Regions from separate parts of the Homo sapiens genome. Here all the other regions are linked to region 3. The links are chromatin loops, found by intact Hi-C in ENCODE. Cell type or tissue: heart right ventricle. All regions are shown on one strand.

Region 1 (8,000 bases), 280 kb before region 3:
ACACATAGATGCTCCCTATAAACGCATAGTTTTATGGACCTTAAATGTCTCTGATGGTTCTGTAAATGCTACGCTTAGCGAGTGACAGAATTCATGAAGGAAGAGGGGGCTGGCCTTGCTGGGTGTCCACCATGCCCTCTCCTGAGTCTCCTGGGGCCCCAGAGTCACTGCGGCCCAGGGGCATGTTCAGGTAAGTTAGAGAGAGGGGTGCCCTGGCAGGTGGGGAGGGAGAGGCTGTAATCCAGGGCTCCTGGCTTCATTGGTTTGGGCAGCTCTAACAGAACACCTTAGACCCGGCGGCTTATTCCTCACACTCTGGAGGCTGGGAAGTCCAAGATCAAGGTGCCAGGCGATCCTGTGTCTGGGGAGGGCTCCCTGATTCACAGCCTGTGCCTTCCGGTTATGTCCTCATGTGGTGGAAGGAGCGAGGGAGCTCTCCGGGCCTCCATTTCGAGGGCAGGAATCCCATTCACAAGGGCTTCACATTATGACGTCATCGCCTCCCAAGGGCCCCACCTCCTAAGACCATCCCCTTGGGACTTTTGAGTGACACAAACATTCGAACCATTTGGCCCCTGATGAAATTCCTAACCTCCCCTTGTTAGAGTCAGTCTCCTCCCGGCTCTCCACTGCCACTGTCTCTGGCTGCCACCTTGGTCCTAAAGCAGCCTGGCCCTACTGGCTCGCTGCTCTCATTCTCTGGAGCCAGACTTCTGATTCCCATGCATTTGACCTCTGGCCTCCTCAGCCCACACCACCTCAACTCTTGAGCATGGAGCCCAGGAGGAGGTCCCTCCGGGGACAAGGTCACCACCCCTCTGCGCCTCCCTCTAAGGTGCCCCCAACTGTCTCTGCCTCCATGGTCGCTGCTCCCTCCCACCCATCCACATCATCCTGAGAGGCTGTAATCAACCTCCCCTCCCCGCTGTCCCCCCGACATTCCCCTCTGCCCTCCCATCCCCACATCAGTGTCTTAATTCCTTTCCCCGTACTCCTCCATTATACCCTAAATATGGGCTTCTCTATCTGAGAAGTGGGGTCAGCCCGAGGCCAAGCTGAGAACCTGCCCCAGCCTCCCTGCAGGCCTGGCCTGGGACCCTCCTGTGGAGGAGCTGGGTGCCCAGGGAGACCCTCGCAGGCAGCCAGACAGCCTGAAGAGAACAGGGTGAGGGGCAGCGTGGAGGGAGAAGAAGGGAGGGAAGTGGGAGGTAAGGGGGACTAAGAGATGGGAAAGGAGGGGAAAGGAAAGGGGAGCAATGTGGAAAGACAGGGAGCACCTTCTTTAACATTCAGGTCACTCTGGGATAACCTAAGTCACTCTACAGCCTCACCAAAGAGATGGGGGTGAGTGGAGAATGAGGAGGAGAGGGTTGGGGGCGAGGAGAGGGTGGGTGAGGGAGAGGAGAAGGTGGGGGTAGGGAGGAGAGGGTGGGGGGCAGGAGAAGAGGGTGGGGTGGGGAGGAGAGGGTAGGGAATGGGAAGGAGTGGGGGGAGGGGAGGAGTTGGGGGGAGGAGGGGAGACGGTAGGGGGACTGAAAATGGACATGTCCACTTTCCAGGCACCCTCTCCTGCGTGGGAGGAGCCCACAGAAACCTGAGGCTGGAGGGATTCCCTGGTGGGAAAGGCACGCAGGGCTTCGGGGAGACTTGCTGAAGTCTCCAGGGGAAGCCCTGAGCCAGAGCTGGGGTCAGGACTCGCTGGAGCCAGCACCAGGTGACCATGGCCCTGGACAGTGTGTGGAGGGGAGGAACAGAGAGGTGGAGCTTGCGCTTGACTGTGCCTGGCTCCCTGCAGGCCCCCAGGTTCCCCTTTCCAACCCCAGCCATGCCACCGTGGCCAAGATGGAGCAGCCAGAGCCGGGCAGACCAGGAAAACACTGGCATTTTTATCTGTCCAAAATTCAGTTTTTAACACCAAATAGCTGTAGGCCCTGCAAGAAAGAGATGAGGAAGGGGGTCGGGGGGCCTATAAGCTGAAAAATACCGAACAAGCCTCTCCTGCTATTTGTCCTCCTGAATAAAAAAGCAAAAAAGTGGCTTTTCCTCTCCTGGTCCACACCCAGCATGCATTGCTCTGCCTGTGCCTCTCACGCTCACGCTGTCCCAGTTCTGCGTTTATCCTCATGCTGGTGGGTGTCCTCCACCAGAGGGTAGGCTCCTGCAGGCAAAGGGTCTGATTCATTGCTTCCTGCACAATATTTCAGCTCCGTGTACAGTAAGAGCTCAGAGAGCAACTGAATTTGGGTGGCTGGAAAACCGAGTGGTCAGGCCACTGCCAGCCTCATTTTCCCCCAGAAGCAGACCCCGGGAGGCTTTCACCCACAGCCACCCTCAGAGCAGCCAGCCCACTCCCGGAAGAGCTGGACGCTGGATCAGCACGCTCCCCTCCAACACTCCCTGGGGAACAGAGGCCAACACATGGGCTGGAGCACCGTGCTGTGATGCCACAATTCAAGGGCCTATCTTTGTACGCAGCTGAAAAGAGGAAATTCAGCGCCAGCGTAGCTTCTCAGCGGCAGCTCACCCCAAGCTGCCAAGGAGGATGTGGGCAGGCAGTGGGCAGCTGTGTTTCGGGAGGCCTGCAACGCTCCACTTCCCTAGCGCGCTCACATGGGATCCCTGGGTTTCCAGACTCATAATGTGCACGGAGGGACGGCTGGCTGAGAAGTTTTGAAATCCATCCCTCGTCGATGGGGTCTTATGCCAGTTCTACTTAATACTTTGTTTTTCTAATTCTAAGCATCAGTTCTCTGCCAGAAAATGAGTTGCGTTTGCTTCAAAAACACTACAAAACGCAGAACTGGCAAGTATAAATGGCTCTAAATTTAATAAATATTGATCACCCAACCAATGTGCAATATTTTTCTTCCCACCCTTTCAAACCCTTCCTTGAGCTTGAAGTCAAAGTTTAGCTGGAGGACCAGCCTCCCACGCCTGTTCTGGCCTTCGTTCCCAAGTTCAGCCTGGACAGTTAATTGACAACAGGTGCGCCACCCATGGTCCTGGCAGGGCTGACCCGGGCTAGAAGCCTCCAGTGCCCCCAGTGGCAGCCCTTCTGCAGGATTTGTGTCCCAACCCAGTTTATTTGGCAAACAACAGTCTTGATGTGGGTGGAGATGGGAAAAACATCTGCCTTCCTCATCTGGCTTTCAAAATACAGCGTTGCCTAAAAGACTGGAAGGGAGGACAGAGAGTTCTAACTGGCTGGAAACTCCTGCCCAAACAGATGACTTGGAAAGCTGATTTCATTCTGGGGGATGGGTGTGGAGTGTTCTAGACCCGCCCAGCAGGTTACAACCTTTTTCTTCATTCCTTCCTTTCCAGAATTGGTTATGGCTATTTTTTCTTTTTTACCCTGAGCATCCACACCGTATCAAACACCATCCAAGTACACATATTTTGTGTGCAGTAGGTTGATAGTTTCTAAAAGAACACACAAAAGCATCTGAGCCAGACTTAAGTATCGCCAAGAAGGAAAAGGCAAAAGGGACCCTATACTTCTGTGACCTGTCAGTGAAGACTTTAAGAACTGAAAAGGACCTTGTTTCCTCCATCACGTGCTGCCCCCTTGCAAACAAGACTGGTGGCATATTTTGTTCATCAGACCATTCTCGATTCTGGACCTCCCCACAGATGCTCCGTTGCTCTGCAGTATCACCCAGTATCCAACATCGGGTGGCCACAAGCACAGCAGAGAGCTGGTATCATGAAGGGCTCTGATCTCTATAAGTTTTCATTTTTAGAAACAGGCACTTACATTCTACAAGAAGTAATGAAATGTTGGCAAGTAGCAATTGTAGGCATGGATGCAGGGGTTAAATAAAACTTTCCCTTAACCGACTGCTGGAATGGATTAGAGAAATCCTTCAAGACATAAACTGTGTGAAAGAGAAGACAGATTGCCTTTCTTCGGCTGACTGAAACTTAAATATTAAAAATTAGGCTTCTATGAAAGCAGGAAATGGAATAGGAAGTCCAAAAAGTAACCAGGAGTGGAGAGATGAGGAAGTAAGTAAAAATCATGAAGCACCTCCTTGGCTACACCCAGGACCCCGGGGCTTCACTGCAATCTCCTCTCTTTCCAGAGGTTTCTAATCTCCAGTGCTCCTCCATATCGATGCAGAGCAGGACGCCTGTGAGTGACACGAGGTGCTTGTCAAACACACAAGCTCTTGGGCTGAGAGTCTGCAGCTACAGGCCTGAGTGCAGCCAAGGATTTTGCCTGTTGATTTCCAGATGACCCAGATCCACACTTGGGTTTAGACTAGTCTCCAAAACCTAGTCTTGCTGACTTTCTTCCCATATCTATGAGCACGAATGTTGGGCCGTTACATAAGCAGCATTGGAAAATCATTACAAAATTCAAGAAAAAAAATCTGAGCTATTTAAGTACAAGGTTTACTATGAGCATTATTTTGGCTTCATTTTACGTGCCATGCTAGTTTATGAACATTCTATAAGATTTTAGGAAGACATTTTATATTCATAATCAAATATTGAAAGGAGAGGGCCCTTATAGCTAATCTGGCTCAAAATCAGCTTTCTGAGAGGATAAGGATGCTCAGGAACCACTGATTTAGGCTGGTCTACAAAATGCTGCTAAGTGTCAACAGCCTGTTGAAAGTGGCATCGCCCTTCCCTAACCTCTAGTGTCTGTTTGTGGGTGTGCTGAGGAGCTAGGAAGTGCCCATAGCCTTCAGGGAGTATCTAGTGTGGTGGCGAATGGGCAGCCCTTTAAAGCCTGTGCTTCGTGCCCAGCAAAGAGCATTCCCATCAACTCTGTTATTTCAACAGGACTGGGTCCTGGGACCTGGCAAGGAGAACCAGTGGCCCTGGACTCTAGGTTCTGCCCTGGGCTGCCCAGATCCAGCCAGGAAGAGCCCAGGGTTGGCAGGGGATGAGACGTGGGGGCTCCATTGACTGAGCTGCCTAAGTACACGCTGCTGCCTTCCATCCTGCACCCCTTCCCTGCTTGGCCACAGTCAGAGCCAAACTGGAATGAACTGCACTGAAGAGAGAAGTGGCTGCCTCCCCTCCCTCCCTGGGCCACAGCCCTGGCTTCCTCTCCTACAGGAAGGGAGGTAAAGCCGCTCCTTATGAAGGATGTGGACTCAGGAGGGGCCACACACAAAGGGGAGCCTGTCACATGGGGGGAGCAAGTCAGGATGTTACTAACAATCAAAAGCTTCCTTCAAAGGTTCCTGTTTAATTAAAAATTTCAAAGCGTAGGACTTCCAACCTGCTGGTCTCCCCAGGACACCCTGAGGGTCTCAGGGGAGGGTGCACTCAGACAGATGGTGCCTCCCCACCCTATCAGCCACCCCGGCCTCTCTCCTCAGTATCTCCAATATAGGGTTACCTCTTAGGTGGTCCTAGAGAACATTTTATTCTAGTGGTCACCTGGCTGAATGCACAGACGTCCCCTGGGACATCTTGCTGGCGCAGAGAGGGGGGCCTGAGGATACCATCACGGGCAGGCACCGTTCCCAGGACAGGGAGAGAGGAAGCAGATTCGTGCCCTTTCTTCATGGTGGGCTCATCACTGAACAGAAAGGAAATCACTGTCAGTCACTCCAGCTGCCAACCTGGGTCTCCCTTCTGCTGCTGCTGGGTAGCAGGCAGTTTTGGTGACCCCAGGTCATGCACCCAGGGGGATTTATTGCCAAGGTTCCTGGAGGACATCTGCCCCCACTGTTCCCTTTGGAGCGTCTCAGTAAGAGAACCCGTAATGTCTAAAAATAGTGCATGTCAAACTTCATAAGGTTCTAGAAAGAGGCCTAAGTATAGTTATCCACTAATAAATTAAGCCGATTTTGAGAAAGATTAGCTATAGGGGGCCTTCTCAAGATTTGATTACGAAGATAAAGTGCTGTATTAAAATATTACAGACTATTTGTAAAGCAGTATGGCACATAAAATGAATCTCAAAATAATAGTAAACATTTAAATAGCATGGATCTTTTTGCCTTGTATTTTATAATCATTTTTCAATCCTTATTATACTAAAAGCCCAGGATTCTCATTTTGTGGATATGGGGAAAAAAAAAAAAAAGCAAGTCTAAGCAAATAACAAGAAATCTGGTTTCACAACTCCTAGCCCAGTTAAGTTCTCGGGACAGAATGAGGTCCAACGTGGTCAACAAACATGACATCATGCCACCCACGAGCTGGACACGCGACACCTGGGGCTCCAGCTGGCCATGCAAAAGGGTGAGGTCTCCATCCCTCCTTCCGTGACAAAAGTAAGCTCTCCTTTCTGAAGAGCCCTCAAGCCAGAGACTGAACCCCCAAATAAAAATACAACAGAGGTCAGCTCTGAGAAACCAAAATGACTCATCACCTCACCTCCTGTCCTAAGTCCCTGGCTTCTCACACTCTCCCCTCTTGACTGTGTTTCGAGGCAAGGAAAATACCTATCATTGCCAATTATGGAACCTGTTACCAATGAAGGCCACCTTGGCTGCAAACTTATCTTTGATATGGGACATTCTCCATTGCTTGTGGTGGAGAGAACAGACCCTTTTCCCTTCTATGGTAATATGCCCCAATGGAGGTTTTCCACCACGTGAATAATCTAGACGACAGGTTTTCTGTGTAGCATCTTATGCCAATCTACGTCCCTCGTGCACAGCTTTGGAGAAGGGTCCATAGCTCTGTCTAGAGGCCCGTCCACCCTGAGCCCAGAACATCTCCATCCCTCAGGCGGCCGCCTGCAGCAGTGCAGCTGGAGGAAGTAAGTATTTTAGAGCATGTTTTCATACCTTGCTACTAGAGAAGTGGCAAAGCACTCTTGTTTTTGAGAAGTGATAACCTCTTAGAGATGAAAAAGGAAAAAGCTAAGGGGAAGCACTGAGCTGGGGAAACTCTTACAAATCAAGAATCTTATAGCAGAAGAGTTTTGCTTCTTTTGGAAACTGAATCAGTGTCACTAGTGGAATTACACCCCCGTGGGGGATGGGGGGGCACTGTTGTCTGGCAAACAGTGCAAGTCATTTGTCACACCTAAACACGACTAGGTTACCCTCAGCTACACCGTGTCTCCCACCGTGTGACCTGTGATTTCTTCCTGCTCTCCTTTCCATCTGTGTCCATAAAGACTTGGAGTGAGATCCGGTTTGCTTTTCTGCCTCCTCTGTCCTATTTGCCAGAGAAAACATTCTGGAATTCCTCCCAGGAACCTTCCCCCAGTGGTTTCTGTCCAGCCATCCGCATTCTGTCCTTTGGGGAAATATTTCTCCTACCATTCTGCACCAGCAGGTGTGCTAACGTAAGCCTGTGCACGAGCACCACTTTGCCTGAAGATCACATCTGTCACAGGAGTGTCTGTTCTGTGGACAACACTGAGGAACGCCTCTCTTTCCTCATGCCAAGCCACTAGCCCTCCACAGACACTTTCTAAAAACTGCCACCCACATCACAAATGGCTGCTTTTACTTCTCTCTCTACTCTCCCAGCTCGTTTTAAATGCTCCAGCTTAAATTTATCACATGTCCTCACTGGAGTTTACGGATAGCTTCTAATGTACCCTAATTCTAGAGTTATGGGAGAGAGGAGCAAATAAAGTACAGGATGTGGCTAAACCAATTTGTAAAAGGAAAGGAAAAAAATGCAACCCAGGCAGAAAACAACGGCATTCTTTTCCTATTAAATGTAAAGCAAATATTAAACTCCTGCAAGGATTTTAGAATTTATATCCATACCCATGCATTTATATCCTAATTGCTCATCACTATGGGAACCAGGTATTTTTGACTGATACTTTAAATATAATAAAGACACAAAAGAAAAAAATAGATCCAGCTTTCTGGGTGTAGACATTTTTCTAGGTGGTGCTTAATGAATTTAAGCTTCTGAGAGATGGTTTGTATTCATTGGATCCCCTATCCTGATACCAGACCCTAGTTCCTTGGTCTTAAACTGCAAGGATCAGACTCGCCTGGAGGCTTGTGAACATCCAGACTGGTGTGGGGCACCGCCAGAGTGTCTGACTCACTGGGTCT
Region 2 (8,000 bases), 140 kb before region 3:
AGAATGTCAAATTCTTACATTTTCTTTTAAATAGTGTTGAAAGCCTCAATAAAATTGAAAGTGTGCGTTCTTTATTCTCATATTGATACATGCATTTTCTGGGGGTGGAGGATAAGCAGCACTTTCCAGCTGCAGTTGGCTTGAGAGGATGAAGCACATGCACTTTTTCCAGTTGGTTTATTGCATTTCATGTACGGTCATGCAGTTCTCCGTTCACATGTGACCTGTGAACACCTATTTCGACTATATATATATATATACACAATTTCCACAGTAAAATTTTAAATGTTTCATACATACCACTACAATATAAACCATAAAAGATATATTTGGTAATAAAAACTTAATAGCACTTTTAAGTTATAAATTAACTTTTACCCTGGAAGCTGAGATCTTCCCACAATGTGGTGTCTTTTGCCAAGAAGAGGCAACAACATTATAATGTGGAATCAACACTGTGGCTGCCCTTTGCTGCACCTATCGCCTCCTTCTACTATGAATTAATTCATTCGCCTTCTCCCCCACCCCCTGGCAATTAGTGCAGCAGAAACACAGAAACGAGAGGACTGTGCTGAGGTTAACCAGTTTGATTCCACATTGAAGGCACGAGTGCATATAATGTTGGTAAATCTCTTCATATCAAAGGCATCTCAATTTAGATCACTTAAACTACAGATAAAATTAGATGTGTAGCACATATTTCTAAAATATTGTCCATATTTTTTCCATTTTAAATAAAGGTATTAAGGAATTCGTGACAATGTAAAAAACTACTCTATGCACTTAGAAAAATTGTGAATTCGAAAAGTTGGAGAATAATTTTTGCTAAATAAATAATCATTTGGCAGTAAGTTCTATTCTACCTAAAATAATTTGCTTGAAATGCTGTAACAGCTACTTCTTATCAAGGAATAAAGACAGGCATCACATCCTGGTCAAACATGCAAAACCACTCCCACCCCACCCCATCCTAAAACTAAAGAAACCTTAGGCTGTCACACGTGAAAGTGTTATGACATATATATATACACACACGTATATATATGAAGAGTCTTGATTTGGTAGTGAGCAATTTCATTTAAACCTATCGTTTGCTTTTGGCACACTAAAAAATTCAGATCCTTATGTAGTGTTTAGAAAACCATAACCAGACACCGATTGTGTGTACGTATGCACATCCTGGTTTTATGGGCAGGGTGCCTTCGTGACCTCTTACACCTGGAGCTACTGCACTGGTGCGTATGGGAGTAACTACTTTCATGTTAAGTTTTCCCTGACATTTTGCCTAAAGGAAAAGTTTAAGGACATTAATTTCACCAACTTCTTGACTGAAAGCTCAGCTTTCAACTGTTTTGTCAAATAGTTTCAATCAATCAACTGACTCTAGAATTTTACTATTCTTGGAATTTGGTAGTTTCATGTTTAATATTGTAACCTGTATAAAAATGAAATCTGTAATGTTATTTTCGCCTTTTAAAACTTTTTTACATTTCCTACATAAAAGGCAGCAATGACATAATTATACATAAAGTACCCTTAACTGAAAATGAGATGAGGCTGCATTCATAGGCTTCAGAGAATAGTAAATTGCATAGAAATTCATCAATTTAAGTTACATGGTACCATGACAACTTGTATATTAGCAGCTTGACAGACAGCTTCGAATTTTCACAGACTACTACATGAACTGTTATGGCAACGGAAACTTTTACAAATAGTAGCATGTTAAAAGACCTGTCCACCTAACAGTACACTACCCACCGCTCCCATCAGAGACATGACACGGTTTGTTTACATGATCCAAATGACCATCTCAATGGTGATTCGCTGTTATCACTCACATCAGCTAACACTACTCTGTGTATTTATATGTGTGTATACATATTTATGAAATGAGAATACCTGGACAGTCTGATTGGTTAACAGCGTATTGGTACAGTTTTGTCTTCTATTACATGTCATTCATTTCAGCCCTCAATTTTAGAACTCTAAATAAATAAAATGTAATTTACAAAGATAAATTGTTATTTACAAATGCAAAAATTCATCCTGAGGATTTTGGTATCTAGGAGAACTGTTTCACAGAAAAAAGCAAGTATCAATCTGTGAAATAAAAATGCACCTTGAGTTAAACTAAATAATTCATAATTACAGGTTAATTTACCCAAGTTCCAGCCAAGAAAAGCATGAAGATATTTAAGAAATCTTAAATTGATTTGCATGCAAGAAATTAATCACATACAACTTTTCAAATCCCAATGTTATTCCCCCTTAAACTTCTTGTTTAATGTTTTAGTCTGACTGTATTTGTAAAGTAGGTGACAGAGAAAAAAATACCTGAGGAAAGCTCAGTAACGTGCTGAGGGTTCTTTTCCTCACTGGAAAGCAGCGGGGCTTCAGGCCACCATGAGAAACAGCCAGTGGGCCTTTGACTTTACCCAAGTTAAGCTCCCCTAATAGGAGTAGTTAGCTAAACAAGTTCAACGCTTTCCAAAGGAAAAAGGTCAAGTTAAAACAAAAATCTAAATAAAGGTAAAATATCAACAGTTTCTCTGCTTTACAATGTGACCATAAAATTACTTATTTACAGAAATTAAAAGAAATGGTTCAACAAAGAATCAAACTGGTTTCTCCAGGTATATACCATGACAATGTATCTTTTTACTCGATGCTGTGAGCAGACAGTGATTATTTTGGAGAAGGAAAAATAAGGTGTGGAATTAGTAATGCAGATGCTGAAAGGCAAGTGGCAAGAGAAGAATGCCTCAAACAAAGGCTACTTTGTTCCCATCTCTACTGCACCTACACCCACACCCGCCCCGGCCCCCAAGCTAAAAGACCAGAATAACCAAAGCCATTTTAACAGTAGTGTGCAAAACTGTCAGCTGACAAACAACATAAAAACAAGTCACACTATGTTATCTGTGGTCACGTTCTTCAGGGTTAGTCCAGTAACTCAAGACTTTACATTCTTTTGTCTTTATTTGTTTATTTTAATTAAACATATAAAGGTTAATAAACAGACAAAGTCCAGAGTTAGTAGGTTGGTATTATAACATTTATTAAAATAATGCTGTGGGTTAATAGAAACAGCAAAGAACCAAAGAATTAAAATGCAAGCTATGTAAAATCCCAACTAAAACCCAAAAGTGTCTAATGTATTCATTCATTAGCTAACTAAAAGCCCAAAAAAGACAAGACACCCAATATAATAAAGTACTGCAAAACAATTGGCAATTTTCAGTTATCAAAATTGTGGATTTTGCATTTTGTATCCTTTTCTCAATCAAGAAAAAAATTCTTTTTGAATGTTATATAACATACATATAAAACAAGATAGAAAAATACATTATAAACTTGTAACAATGGCTGTAAATACATTATCTTACATGTTTCTCATAGGCAATAGGTTGGTTATGGTACATACATAGCATGAAACTAAGATAATAAAGAATAGACAAAAATACATGTCAGCTGTACGATAACATACAAGCGACACTCCCATCTACCCACGCTAAAAAATTACATAATACTGTCAGAAAAAAAGTCTTAAAAACTACATATTTTAATAAGAAATAAATTCAATAAAGAATGATAATACTGAGAACCAAGGCATTCAGAGATTTCAAAAGTCATGCTTTTTTCAGTTGATCCAAAATTTTGTCAACCAAGTTTTCAAAAGTTTGTTCAGAGCCAACATTCCCTATAAATGTCACACATTTATTATTTCATACATTTACTTTCTTCCCCATAAAAGACCTTTGATAAACATCTAAAATGTCCAGGTATAACATAGTTGAGATGAAACTGGATCAAATACTGGTATTGTTTTTAACAACTATCACCTCAAGTGTTTGAGTGTCGCAAATTTATTCAACCAACCAAACAATATAAAAATCAAAATGGCACAGCATATATTGTAAATAAATCAAAACTGTATGTGTAACAGAAAGACAAAGCAGTGGCATATTAAACCAAAGCTAGCTGGATACAAAACAATGAATGTCTATTGCATAGTAAATAAACTGACAACGGTTTCCAAGTGAGACAAGATGGTGGGGGAGGTCACCAAGAAGGTAATGACTCAGCTTCCTGCTGACCTCTGACTGTGATGCTGGGAAGGTGTGGAAGAGGGGACGAGTTGATAAGCTGGGCGGGGGGGGGGGTCCACTGTCACTTGAGATTTGCCACGTCTGGTACTGAGCAGTTAATGATTATTCACTCAAGTGTTTAGATGTAGGCTTTGCACACAAATTGCTTCAACTACATAACTAACTGTTTCAACTTCTTGAGAAATTAGAAGCTTAAGCTGAAATGTGGTTGAGTATTTATATGCACTATGATGCTAGTTTTTCACATTCTTTTAAAGTTAAGGGGTGGGGGAGGCAGAGGTTATTGAAACAGTAAAAGGATACACTACACCAGTTATCTGGTATGATATAAAGACATGTGATTAAATTTGGGTGATTTAAAACATTGTTTTCTAGAATGAAAATCACAAAGATTCACTTTTGTGAAAACATTTGCTAGGTATCCTATTATATTCAATTAATTAAAAACAAAAAACAAAATCAAATGAATGCATCCCCCTTCTCCAAATAAAACAAAGCTCTAATTTTGTCTGTAAACTGAAGTTTAGATGACACATAATTTTTATCTCAGAATCCTTTGGGTTAACATTGAAGATTGGAATAACCAAAAGTATTAAACTATTCTTTTAAAGAATGATGTTTTAAAACTTACTAGTCAGGCATTAGAAAAGTTATCAAATCTTTTCACAGTATCAGATTTGGCAAATTTGCATCAAGGTAACGTGGCAAAAATCCTATAATTCAAACTATCAACTCATTTGTCTCCCTCATATCTTCTTTCACATACTGGGCGACTGAGTAACATGCATTAACTTGTATTCTGAGGGAGGAGCTGATCTTTATGAGACACTTGACTGAATGACCATGAAGGAAAATAAGGCACTTTCTTTTCTTTAGACTTATTCCAATACTTAAAAAATAAAAAAGAAAGACAAAAAGGCTCTTTTGGTCTTTTGTTTCTTGACAACCACCAGAAAAAATCATTTAATGAAATAAAGGGTTTCTTTGTTCTTTTTCTTTTTTTTTATAACACTTGAAAGTATAAAATGCTACATTTCCAAAAATATATATATTTTTTTCTGCACCAGCACCCTTGTATAGTAAAAGTATCTACTTTTTGTTCATTTGTTTCAATGCACTACACTTTATCTACAATTTCATTACATGTATACAGCAAATAGGCAAGCATGGCTTTTACATCCTTAATGATTTTTTTCTATACAGGGAGGTTTAAAAAAAAATACTTGAACAGTTTGCCCAGTAATGTGACACATAATGCATGTACCTTGTTCTCATATTTTTTTAGGTGTAAAATAAAGATTCAGTAATTTTAACTCAGATATTTATCTTTTTAAAAATAGTGTTGCAGTTTTGTTATTTGCATTACTTTTCAAAACTCCTTAAGTTTTTCTCTCATGGCACACTTTCTTCTAATACTTCAAATTTTGGCAGGCAATATAAAAAAGGCTGCAACTTCTGCCCTTTGAGGGCACTGTAGTGACTAAACAGCATATCAAATTTTGAATACTTTTTGAAATCACTTCACCAATGATATCCCTGACCGAAGGTTCATGCATGATGCATCATCACACAGTACATTCAGAGAGAGCTTTGACTTCGCTATGAGAAGAAAAAGATTCCTAGAAGTCTCTCACAGTAACTGCCTCTGTCATTGAGTAGTTAAGGACCATCTGTCTCCCCTTCTTAAGAGAGGCCTTCTTACCGTTCGCTTAGGGTGGGATATTAAAAGATGATCAGTGCTGTGGGATGAATTGGGCCTTATTGCTTTACTACTATTCAGTGCAGTTTCTAGAACCACTTTCACCCAAACAGGAAAAAAAAAAAAAAAAAGCTGAGTTGGAGGACAACAATTTCTTTGTCTTTTGTTTGGTTAGATGGTAAGACGAACGGACAAGTGCCTCAGCTCGCTGCACTGACGACAGGCAAGCAAAGGCGATTACCAGTTAACTGATCAGCAGGCAGGCATGGTCAGGTCATCATTGGGTGAAGAGTTCAGAGGTCAGAAGGTCATAGGTTAGTTGCCGGTGGCGGCTGGGTGGTTAGAAACAAAAAAAAACAAAACAAAAAAAAGAAAAGAAAAGATAGAGAAGAGATTAGTTTCAGCTAGTGACGGCTTAATGACAACATGAAAAACTAATCACAACTAATAAAAAAAAAAGCATGTTTAATTCTGACAAACTGATTGACACCATCTACAGAATACAATTAAAATCATGACAATTTCGTATCATGATTTGAACAAATGAAGAAGAGCCCACTCCCACAAAAAAAAAAAAAAAACTGGTTAACAAGAAAAAATAGAAATAAAATACAACTAACAACTAATAGTTAGTAGCAGTCAATGAAGGAAATTGAAAAACAACAATGAATAGGTTTGGTATACAGAATTTTTAAACAGTCAGTGCAGTTATCAGTATCTGACTGCTATTAAGCATTAGTATTCTCTAAGATGCAAGCATTAAAGCAACTATTAATGATGGATGTGATTATTAATAACTGATGATTAACAGAAATGAATCTAAAGAAATTCAAAATTCTATGAACCATTTGGTTCAACATAAACTCTGGGCCAAACAAGGTTTCTTTTGTTCAATAAATGTTTATTGCTTTTTCAATTATTCTATTTACAAACAACATGGAATTTCTTGGCCTCATGATACAAAGCGATACTAAACTGTAGTCTAGCAGTGTAGGCAACATCATGGGAACCAGAAAATGGCCAGGCCTTTTGCACTAGCCAACACTTTCCAGTTGAAAATACTATTTTACACATATAGAACACTTATAAAATGCACTTGCATGTAAACACTGTAAAATCCTGCCATTTAAAATTCTACACTCAAAAAGCTCTAAGTACATCAAAAAATAGAAGAAATTTCTAATTGATACCAATAAGGCATTTTAAAACTACAAACAGCTTTCTTTATTCAATTTCAAAGCTAATACTCTGCAAATACAATAAAATCTGACATTTCATATACATTCCTGCTTTATATTTTTATATTTTAAAAGAAGCCACCTGTAAATACTATTTTCTTTTGCAAAATAACAAAAAGGACAAAAAAACTTTAAAAATTACAGTAAAACATAAAGTAGTTCTCAAGTGGAAAAGTTATCATTCCCAATGTCCTTGAGTTGTTCCTTCCTTAATCAACCTTTGTCACATTCTGCTTCACCAAACTTGGTCCACTTAACAGTAGTATAATTTTTAAGACTCATTCAACAGCTTAATTATTTCTACTATATTCTGAGGTTTGATAGAATTTTCTGTACTGTTGCCATTGTGACTAAGGCAGAGGAGATGTGAATGAAAAGATATTCAGTGCAAAGTTAGATTCTGTGCCACTTCATAAATCAAAGCCCAGAAGGTGTAATGTTCAGTTTAAATGATCCAAAATAATGGACTGATTTACCTTCATATGACAAAAATGTTTTCTATAGTCTATCATTTAGAACAGTTTATAAATACTACAAAAATACTGTATCTTCAATGTGACCAAATCTTCCCTGAATTTCTTAAAAGTGGAATTTTATTTAAAATAAAAATTGCTGCTCCAAAATCATAGAAGAAAATAAATATTTAACATGATGTAGTCATACTACTTCACAGGTATTCCAAAATATAGAATCTTAAAGCATTTTTGATGTTACTCATAGTTTTGATTAAAACTGTTTAAAGTTTCTTATACAAATTATGTAAGTGATGGTTTTTGTATTACTCAGAAAAAACTCTGACTTCTTTTCTGAGTGTGGAATATATAAACGAAGTGAGTGACCATTTATATATACCAGGACACCTAGACTACATCCTCTGCCAAGTCTTGGCCTCCTACACAGGTGTGTCACCATGCAAGACCATACAGTTCATTACAACTAAAAGGTCAGTTG
Region 3 (8,000 bases):
ATTCTAGCCTATAAAACTACAACCTGTACAGAACATCAACACAAACATGTCTAAATATTAGTCTAGCAATCCTTTATCTTAGACTTTTATCACATTATTCCAAAGCAAATGACTCAGATCTATAACAAAGTGGGGAAAGAGAGAGACTACTCTTAACAAAACATTTTAAATTACTGGCTGACACCTGACACAGGAGGATCACTTGAGGCCTTAAGTTTAAGACCAGGCTGGGCAATATCGTGAGACCCTGTCTCTTACCAAAAAAAAAATTTTTTTTAATTATCCAGGCATGGTGGCTCACCCCTGCAGTCCTACCTCTCTGGAGGCTGAGGCAGGAGGATCGCTTGAGCCCAGGAGTTAGAGGATGCAGTGAGCTATGATAGCACCACTGCCCTCTAGCCTAGACAGGGTGAAACCCCATCTCTTTAAAAAAAAAAAAAGGGGGGGGATTTTAAATTATTTATATTGTGTAAAACATGGAAAGTGAAAACCCTTAGGCAAATATTCAGTGAATTGTTCCTAGACCTAGATTCACCCTGCTGGAAAATGCTAATGGACACTACCTAGGAGAGCCTTTGTCTTTGGTTTAACATCAATTTAATGATAATATGACTGTGCATTAGATGCTTGATTGTATTCTTATTTGGAGGAAGAATTTAAAATACCCTGGGTAGATACTTCCAGCAACAAAACAGAATTAAATTAATTAAGACTATTCACAACAGAAGGTAGCCACATTACACAATTATCAGTCATGACATTATTCTGCTTAGAGGGGATCAGGCCCAAAGGTACTCTTACTTGTTAATAATGTAACTTAAATATATTTCTGTCCCAAGAGCCAAATGATCTAACATGCCTGAAACCAGCAGTTTCCAAAATATAAAATGTATTCATATCCTTTGTAAAGGAACAGCATTTACATATATAATGAAGAATGGGTCTACGATCTCTCAAATCCACACCCGCTTTAAAATTGCAGAATTACAGGGTTTTTTTTTTTTTTTAATAAGAACAGTTTTTTGTTTTTTTTTTTTTACAAAAATCTTTAGGGCCTTCCAAATAAAATGCTATTCTACTATCCACCCTTAGACTTCCCTTTTATAAAGGCTACAAAGGTCACCAAAACTTTATGATATAACTGAATGAGGGGAGATAATATATTCTATTAATAGATTAAAATCTAAGTTCACAGAAAACAACCGGTGTTACTGACAGATCTCACAAAATTGCATCTTAATGTTTGTTTAAATGACCTAACAAAGATAAGTATTTTTCTTTCCAAAATTTACTAATTCCTCTTCACCTCACAATTCAGTCATTCCCAAATTTAAAAAATGTAGATGTAAACCAGGCATGAGTTACAACATGAGCATATTTCTCTGTATATACCTATTTTAAAGTAAGTTTCAGTTTGATGTTTAAGCTGGCAGGATTCTATGTTAATTTTTTTTATTTAGAGAATTACATTTTTAAAAAACAGCACATCTTAATTTTTATTTAAATAACAAATGCATTTGAGTTAGACAAAATTCATTACTGAAATCATTTGACTGAATTGTTATTTAATGAAAGCCAGACAAGGACAGTTTTCTTGCTTCCTTTCAATTGAAACCTGAAGCCCAACCTAAGTGGAATAATATAACTTTTTTTTTTCCAAGGGGTACTTTGATTTGACTTGAGCCAGCACTCTCATTCAAAATTAAGATTCCCAAACAATTATTGTTTAAACCTGCCTCCACCCAAGGATCCACAGATCTTTAACAATCCCCTAAAATTTCCCTTAACATATCCTCAGAACTAGTACCAAGAATAAAAGAAAGAAAAACCGTATTTCCTTAACCAAGTAATTTCAGAAAATGCTCAGTTAAACCAAGTTAACTTTCTTGACTGCAAATCCTGGAGACTTAATATGGCAACACATCCTGAATTCACAAAAGGAGTATGCAGAACTTCCTGGACTACAGGACCCTTCTTTTCTCAGACTACCTCAGGAGACCAGTATTCCATGGAACACACTTTTCAAACATCAGCCTAAAGCCTTCCTTGTTCAGAGTTAAATTAGCAGATTTTTGTTCTCTCACTTCCAACCTAACCTATACTTTTTCAAGCCATTAGAGTAAAAAGCAAACTGGGAAGATGGGGAAAAGAAAGCATACTGGTAAAAACTATGCCATACTATCTAGACCAGAATATGCTGACAACTAATCTATCCTTTAGAGCTTAGGCCCATCAGCTCAAGAATTCACACACTCGCTAATCCAGATGTACCTATTCCTCCATGCTCCTGATCAATTCATAAGCCCAATCACCTACACATACAGAAAAAAACTGAAACACATGGCTTCATAATAAAAGCTAAGTAAAATCCAAATGCACTAGGAAAACAAAAAAAATAAAAAGCCAAATTAAGCATACAGATAAACAATAGTTAAAATTAAAAGTTAGGCAGTAAGATACCCCTCTTCTCCAAAAACCTAAAGAGAGTCAAAGTCAAGAAAAAAGAACATCTGAAAATGAAGGGAAGAGAAGGACAGCAGCAATCACAGCAATCTACCACATTAATATATCACTCTATAATGTAATGCCTGTACAGGATAGAGATAAGAAAATCTGGACTAAAAACAGAAATATGGAGGCAGATAAAGGAAAAAGCTAAGACCAAAGGTATAAAAAGCTCTCTCTAATAGAGAATTATTTACACCTTCCTACTCAGAATGTTCCCACATTCAAGAACACCGTTCCCTGTGTCTAGAACGCCACTCCCTTACCTGTTCTCCACTTCAATCCTACCTGTCCTTTAAGAGCCAGATGAAATTTTACCTCCTCTCCTGAAACATTCCATAGCCTCCTCAGCCAAAAACACCCTCTTTAGCACCAGTCTTTAGTCTTCTTGGTATGTTTCTATTTCCTTTGTTACTCTTATTTTCATATTCTTTCCAACTACTGAGATAACTTGAAGGAATGAATTTGAAGCTTTAGTGTGTCCCTCATAACATCGCACACATATTAATAGCATACAACCAAACAGCCTAGAATAGAATGAAAAGTTTCAATTAAGTATGTTAAGTCACTAAAAACTAATACATGAAATATGCAACTCTGACATTATTCGAAAATCACGTTGCATCCTAACAACCAGTTTCTACTGCAATGCAACATAAAATGCTTATTTCAGATTAACTGCATTGCAAAAATAAGAGTTTGGTATTCATAATTCCCAGTTACAGTATTTTGTAACTTAAGGCTTTTAAAAAAGTAACTTCTAAAGCCACTTAATGCTATCATTACACACATTTCCTGAAAGCAAAGTGGCAAGTCCAACAGATTAGTTAAGTAAATTATAATATACCTCGACAGCATGAAATATATTACTATAAACATTATATTTGCAAAGAATATGAAATGGCAAGGAAAAATTTTGCTCATGATATAATTTTTTTTAAAAACCGTAATTCCAATTTTGCTACATCCATAAACACTGGTGGGGGGGGACTACAAGGAAACATTAAGAGCAGCTATCAGTGCATGATGAGTACTTTTAACTTTTTAATTGATATATTTTAGTTTTTCCCAATAAGGAATATTTCTTCTGATAAATAAGTTCTTTATAACAGTTCTTTAGGATTACTGAAAGAAATTCAAGCTTCTCATAAAATCTCTAACAACTATAAGAAACAATCTTAAAATGTATAGACAAAATTGGCCATTGCTATATTTCCCTGAAAAGAAGTAATTCCCATTAAGGTTCAAAGACAATGTGCTACGCTATCTCTGTGCCCTCACCACTGCTTCTTCCAGGAATGAAAAAAGTTACAAACCATGCTACTGCCAAAGATGAACTGAAAATCTGTGGATCGATCTCCAATTCTCTACATTTTAGGAATAACAGAAAAGGAAAAAAGTGGGGCTGGGGAGCAGGGACTAAAATGCAAGTTATTATCAGTTACAAAGGTGGCAAAGTCAATCTCTTCCTCCTTGGTTCTCTATATAGAAACAAGACATATTCTTCTCTCCTGTGCAGAGTTCAATTTCAAGTCACTGAAGGCAAGAGTATTTTAAATTGCCTTGACAGTTTAAAAAAAAAAAAAGCTCAATATAACTGAACTAGGAAAATATAACTTAAATACATTAAAGTACACTTCTGAATCACATCTAAGAAGGAACTTAAATGAGCAGTATTTCAACAATTGCAAAGCATATGTTAAAGCAATCTATGTAGTATTTACCTACTAAAAAAGCTAACAGTATGTCGTAATGCTATAAACTATAATAAAAGTGAGATAAGACTATCTTTTTTACTGCTGATAATTTTTTATTACTATGATAAAACTATGATCCCCAAAAGAACTTTCTCTTCATATAACATATAGTAAACTATGACACATTTTCTTCTGATTTATTTTAATAAACAGAAATAAACTGCCTAAAGACTTTATAATTACAAAGAAAACGTACAAACAGGATACCTCTCAATATATGTGACTCAGTCACCCACCAAAACAAAAACCCTTCAAACAACTGAGTTGTAAAGGCAGAAACTATTTCAGAAAATAGCTGCAATCAATCTGATGTACTAAACTAGTTACATTTAATATGGTCAACATACCAACATATAGTCTCTTAAAAAGACAAGTTCTTTAAAGAACTATGACAACTTTTTCACATGCCAATGAAAATACTCAATTAGGTAACTGTTATTTGTCACATTCCTGAGCAACTCTTCCCTTACAATTTAAAGGAGAACATTTTCCTATTCTGGCAAAAGGGTTATTTCTCAACACATTTTAATCACTGAGTGCTCTCTTTTGTGTACTAACATCCCCATCTGCTGGAACATAAGTTCCTTACTACTAAAAGTTCTTAATGACAACAAGTTTGCACTAGAGATTTTGCAACTACTAAGAAATACAATTTTAAGACTTACTTTCTACCTATGAGGTTTCCCCTACTTCATATGACTTTAAAAGCTTTAAAGATCTATATATATTTTTACTGATATTATTCAGAAGAATTCACTAAATTGAAACATTTTGCCTGTCATATTCTTTTTTCCCTACCCTTCGTGCTTAAGATACAAAGCACTAGTATAAACAACCATCTCCTTGTAAGTTATCTTTCTGGATCATATTGCCATCACACACACACGCGCGCACACACATGCAGGCACACACACGCACGCACCTGACATTAAAATATATGTGTATTTTCCATGTCTGCTGAGCATAAGGTAAAAGCTAATAGAAGCAGTAAGTACAACAAAAGAACACAGCTAATAAATGACAGCATCAAAAAGTCAAAAACAAGATTCAGTAGAAATTAAAACTTAGTATACACAGAATGAGGACCCCCCCACCAAAAAAGGAAAATAATTGTCATCAACCAGAAAAATGGGTCACTGGCTATATTATTGGTAACATGTCTAAAACAAATTTAAAAATTTTAAAGATAGTTTTACTGCTATTAGTAATATTATTAATTTTGTTATTTTGAAAGTATTTTCCTTAATATTGTAGAATAAAGCAAATAAGTATGTCACCATCAAGAACAACATTAGTTTAGCTGTGGCCAGCAAAAAAAAAAAAAAAAAAAAAAGGTACGAGTATAAAATTAACAGTAACGTTAAAAAATTGAATTGAAAATATAAAAATGAATGAATGAATTTTAAAGTCAATACTGTCCATAGAAAATGGCTCAGAAGTAATCACATCCTGAGAGTAATGAACATGTTTAACACCTAAATTCAAGTATTTCATACCATTCCTATTGGAGAAATGGCCAAGTGTAGCTCCAGAACAGGCAAGGCAGACAAGGCACAAGGGAAGCCTTGTGCCCCAGAAAGCAAGCAGCAGTTCAACAGACACAGGAGCCAGTTTAATTATCAATGGCTAAAGTTGTAATAATTTTAACATCAAAATTAATTATAGTTGACTTAAGTACATTGAATCTATGAAATCCATGAGTCTACAAAGATGATTAGAAAAGAGAGAAAAAATTCATTGGTCTCCATTTGAAGCAACTAGCAAACCAACACTTTACTTTGAGAACCAAGTAATAATAAGCAGCAGCATATATCTGGCTTGCCCCATTAGAAACTCACTTCAAAATCGCAATGTATTTCCGTGTTGGGGTCAGAAAGCTGTACCTTTCAAAGGATGCCAAGTAATTGCAGAAAGAATGGCAGAATTAAAGTATCATCATGGTGCAAGCTCTGATGAAACTGATTCAGGCAAAAAACTGGTCAAAACCAGGTGTGAATGTTGACGGGGCACCTTTGGTCGATGGGGCACCTTCTGGTTCCAAGTGGGGAAACAAAACAAAACAAAACAAAAAAAACTACCTTTAAAGTACAAGGATCCATCTATCACCACTCTAATCCAGGTATCAATCTTTCCTTATCTGATGGCAGAGCCAGTTACTGTGCCTCCTGATGTAAGATAACAAAGTACACAGCAGCACCTATGAAGTACTCCAGTGGAAGATGCTATTCTTGAACCTACTTTAGAACTAGCTTCCAATGTTAATAGATACACAGGGCATAAAGGAACAAGCCCTGAACAAGTTAAATCAATGTCATTTGAAAAAAAAAAAAAAAGAGATGGTTCTAGATTTAAAAAGGCGTAACAACCAGATTTAATGAGCAGTATTGAGTAAGATTCTGGTTTGAACAATCCAGCTATAAAGAATATCAGGGGATCCACTACAGAAATCTGAATATGGACTGGTTATTACGTTATCTGTAGGATTAATCCATCTTGCTCAGTGTAATGTCACTATGTAAGGAAGTGTTAACTTTTAAAGATACACAAATATGTATCTCTCTAGGGATAGAATGTCAAGATATCTCTCATTTACCTAAAATAAACACAAAAATTAATACAATTAAATTTTAAAAGCCCGCATCAAACTTGGTAAAACATATTTAAAGGATCTCTGAAATTGGGACAAAATTTTCTTCAAGGCAAATTAATTCAAGAATTCCTAAGATTTTCTCCAAGAGTCTCTTCAATTGTCTTTAGCTCATATAGAAATAAAAGCTCAATTCTCTAACTAAAAATTGGGCTCTGACAGCTAAACAAATGAGCCCCACATGTTCTCAATCCTTCAGGATGAATACACTAACCTGTAGGTAAGGAAAACAAAGACTTGTTTCTAGTTAAAACAAAATTTAAAAAATCTTTAAGGAGTTTAAAATACAGAAAACTCAATATAAATATTTTTATTAATACTATTTTGAGAAAATATCACTACTCAAAAAATTTTCCTAAAGGGTTAGCCACGTATATAATAGTTTGACTCTTCACACTTCATCCAATGTCTACTTTAAACCCATATATATTGTATACATTCTCAGTTTATGCACAAAGAGTTCATTCTGACACCCCCAAATAATCCAAGCCTTAAAGATTCCCTACAACCTTCAGAATAAAATTCAGACTATGTATTCTGGCCTTCAAGGCCCACCACAATCTAGCCCTAACCTGGTCTGCTTTCTGTAGTCTCTATCTATTCCCACTACTTCTATCTATGCATTTGCCATTCCAACTAACTAAATCCGTACCTATTTCCTAAGCCTTGCCCATCACCATGGTGCTGGCAATGCTGCACCTTCCCTTCTCCTGGAACATCCTCCACCTTCCCATTCACCTCATTAAATCATACCAGCTGTTAATATCAACTCAGGTTCCACTTCTCAAATAAACATAACTAGATAGTTCAGCTCAAAGTGACATCCTCTAAACTACCAGAATGTTAGTAGTGACTCTCATGCACATAAAAACTAGCTGAACCTACATGGATACATCATCTTTCTTTTTCTTTTCTCATTCTCTAAAAGCTGTTTTGCTTATTTAATTGTTTATCCTATCATAAGCGATTTTAAAATGTTGATAGAAAGCAGATGACGCAGGCCGGGGGCAGTGGCTAACACCTGTAATCCCAGAACTTTGGGAGGCTGAGGCAGGCATATTACCTGAGGTCAGGAGTTGGAGACCAGCCTG

Evidence for each region. Hi-C counts contacts between places; a loop is a spot of excess contacts. Peaks named below come from ENCODE experiments on the same cell type or tissue, not always from the same donor. Only the 100,000 strongest peaks of a DNase experiment are listed, where the experiment ranks them.
Region 1: a loop joins it to region 3, with 2.8 times the contacts of the local background. A loop is called at or near these places in 21 of 110 quality-filtered maps.
Region 2: a loop joins it to region 3, with 3 times the contacts of the local background. A loop is called at or near these places in 32 of 110 quality-filtered maps.

Annotation. Positions count from the first base shown.
Region 1 is chr6:163,706,902-163,714,901 of GRCh38, reverse strand. It overlaps LOC124901498, which reads left to right and starts at 525. Exons shown (of 5, transcript XM_047419664.1): 1 at 525-835; 2 at 1,035-1,165; 3 at 1,294-1,344; 4 at 1,560-1,714; 5 at 2,205-2,847. The coding sequence starts at 773. The coding sequence ends at 2,479. RefSeq lists an enhancer at 6,449-6,568. In heart right ventricle, a CTCF peak has its summit at 3,034; DNase peaks (open chromatin) are centred at 2,531, 3,001, 4,162, 5,100 and 3 weaker places; H3K27ac peaks cover 5,872 bases.
Region 2 is chr6:163,568,837-163,576,836 of GRCh38, reverse strand. QKI (QKI, KH domain containing RNA binding) reads right to left here. Exons shown (of 8, transcript NM_006775.3): 8 at 1-6,143. The coding sequence ends at 6,127. Among named protein-coding and RNA genes, the nearest start is that of QKI, 160 kb to the right of the region's middle. In heart right ventricle, no CTCF peak of the experiment used is centred here; no DNase peak of the experiment used is centred here; H3K27ac peaks cover 2,824 bases.
Region 3 is chr6:163,424,839-163,432,838 of GRCh38, reverse strand. The region is part of intron 1 of QKI (QKI, KH domain containing RNA binding); the gene reads right to left. Among named protein-coding and RNA genes, the nearest start is that of QKI, 14 kb to the right of the region's middle. In heart right ventricle, a CTCF peak has its summit at 4,836; no DNase peak of the experiment used is centred here; H3K4me3 peaks cover 2,100 bases; H3K27ac peaks cover 3,722 bases.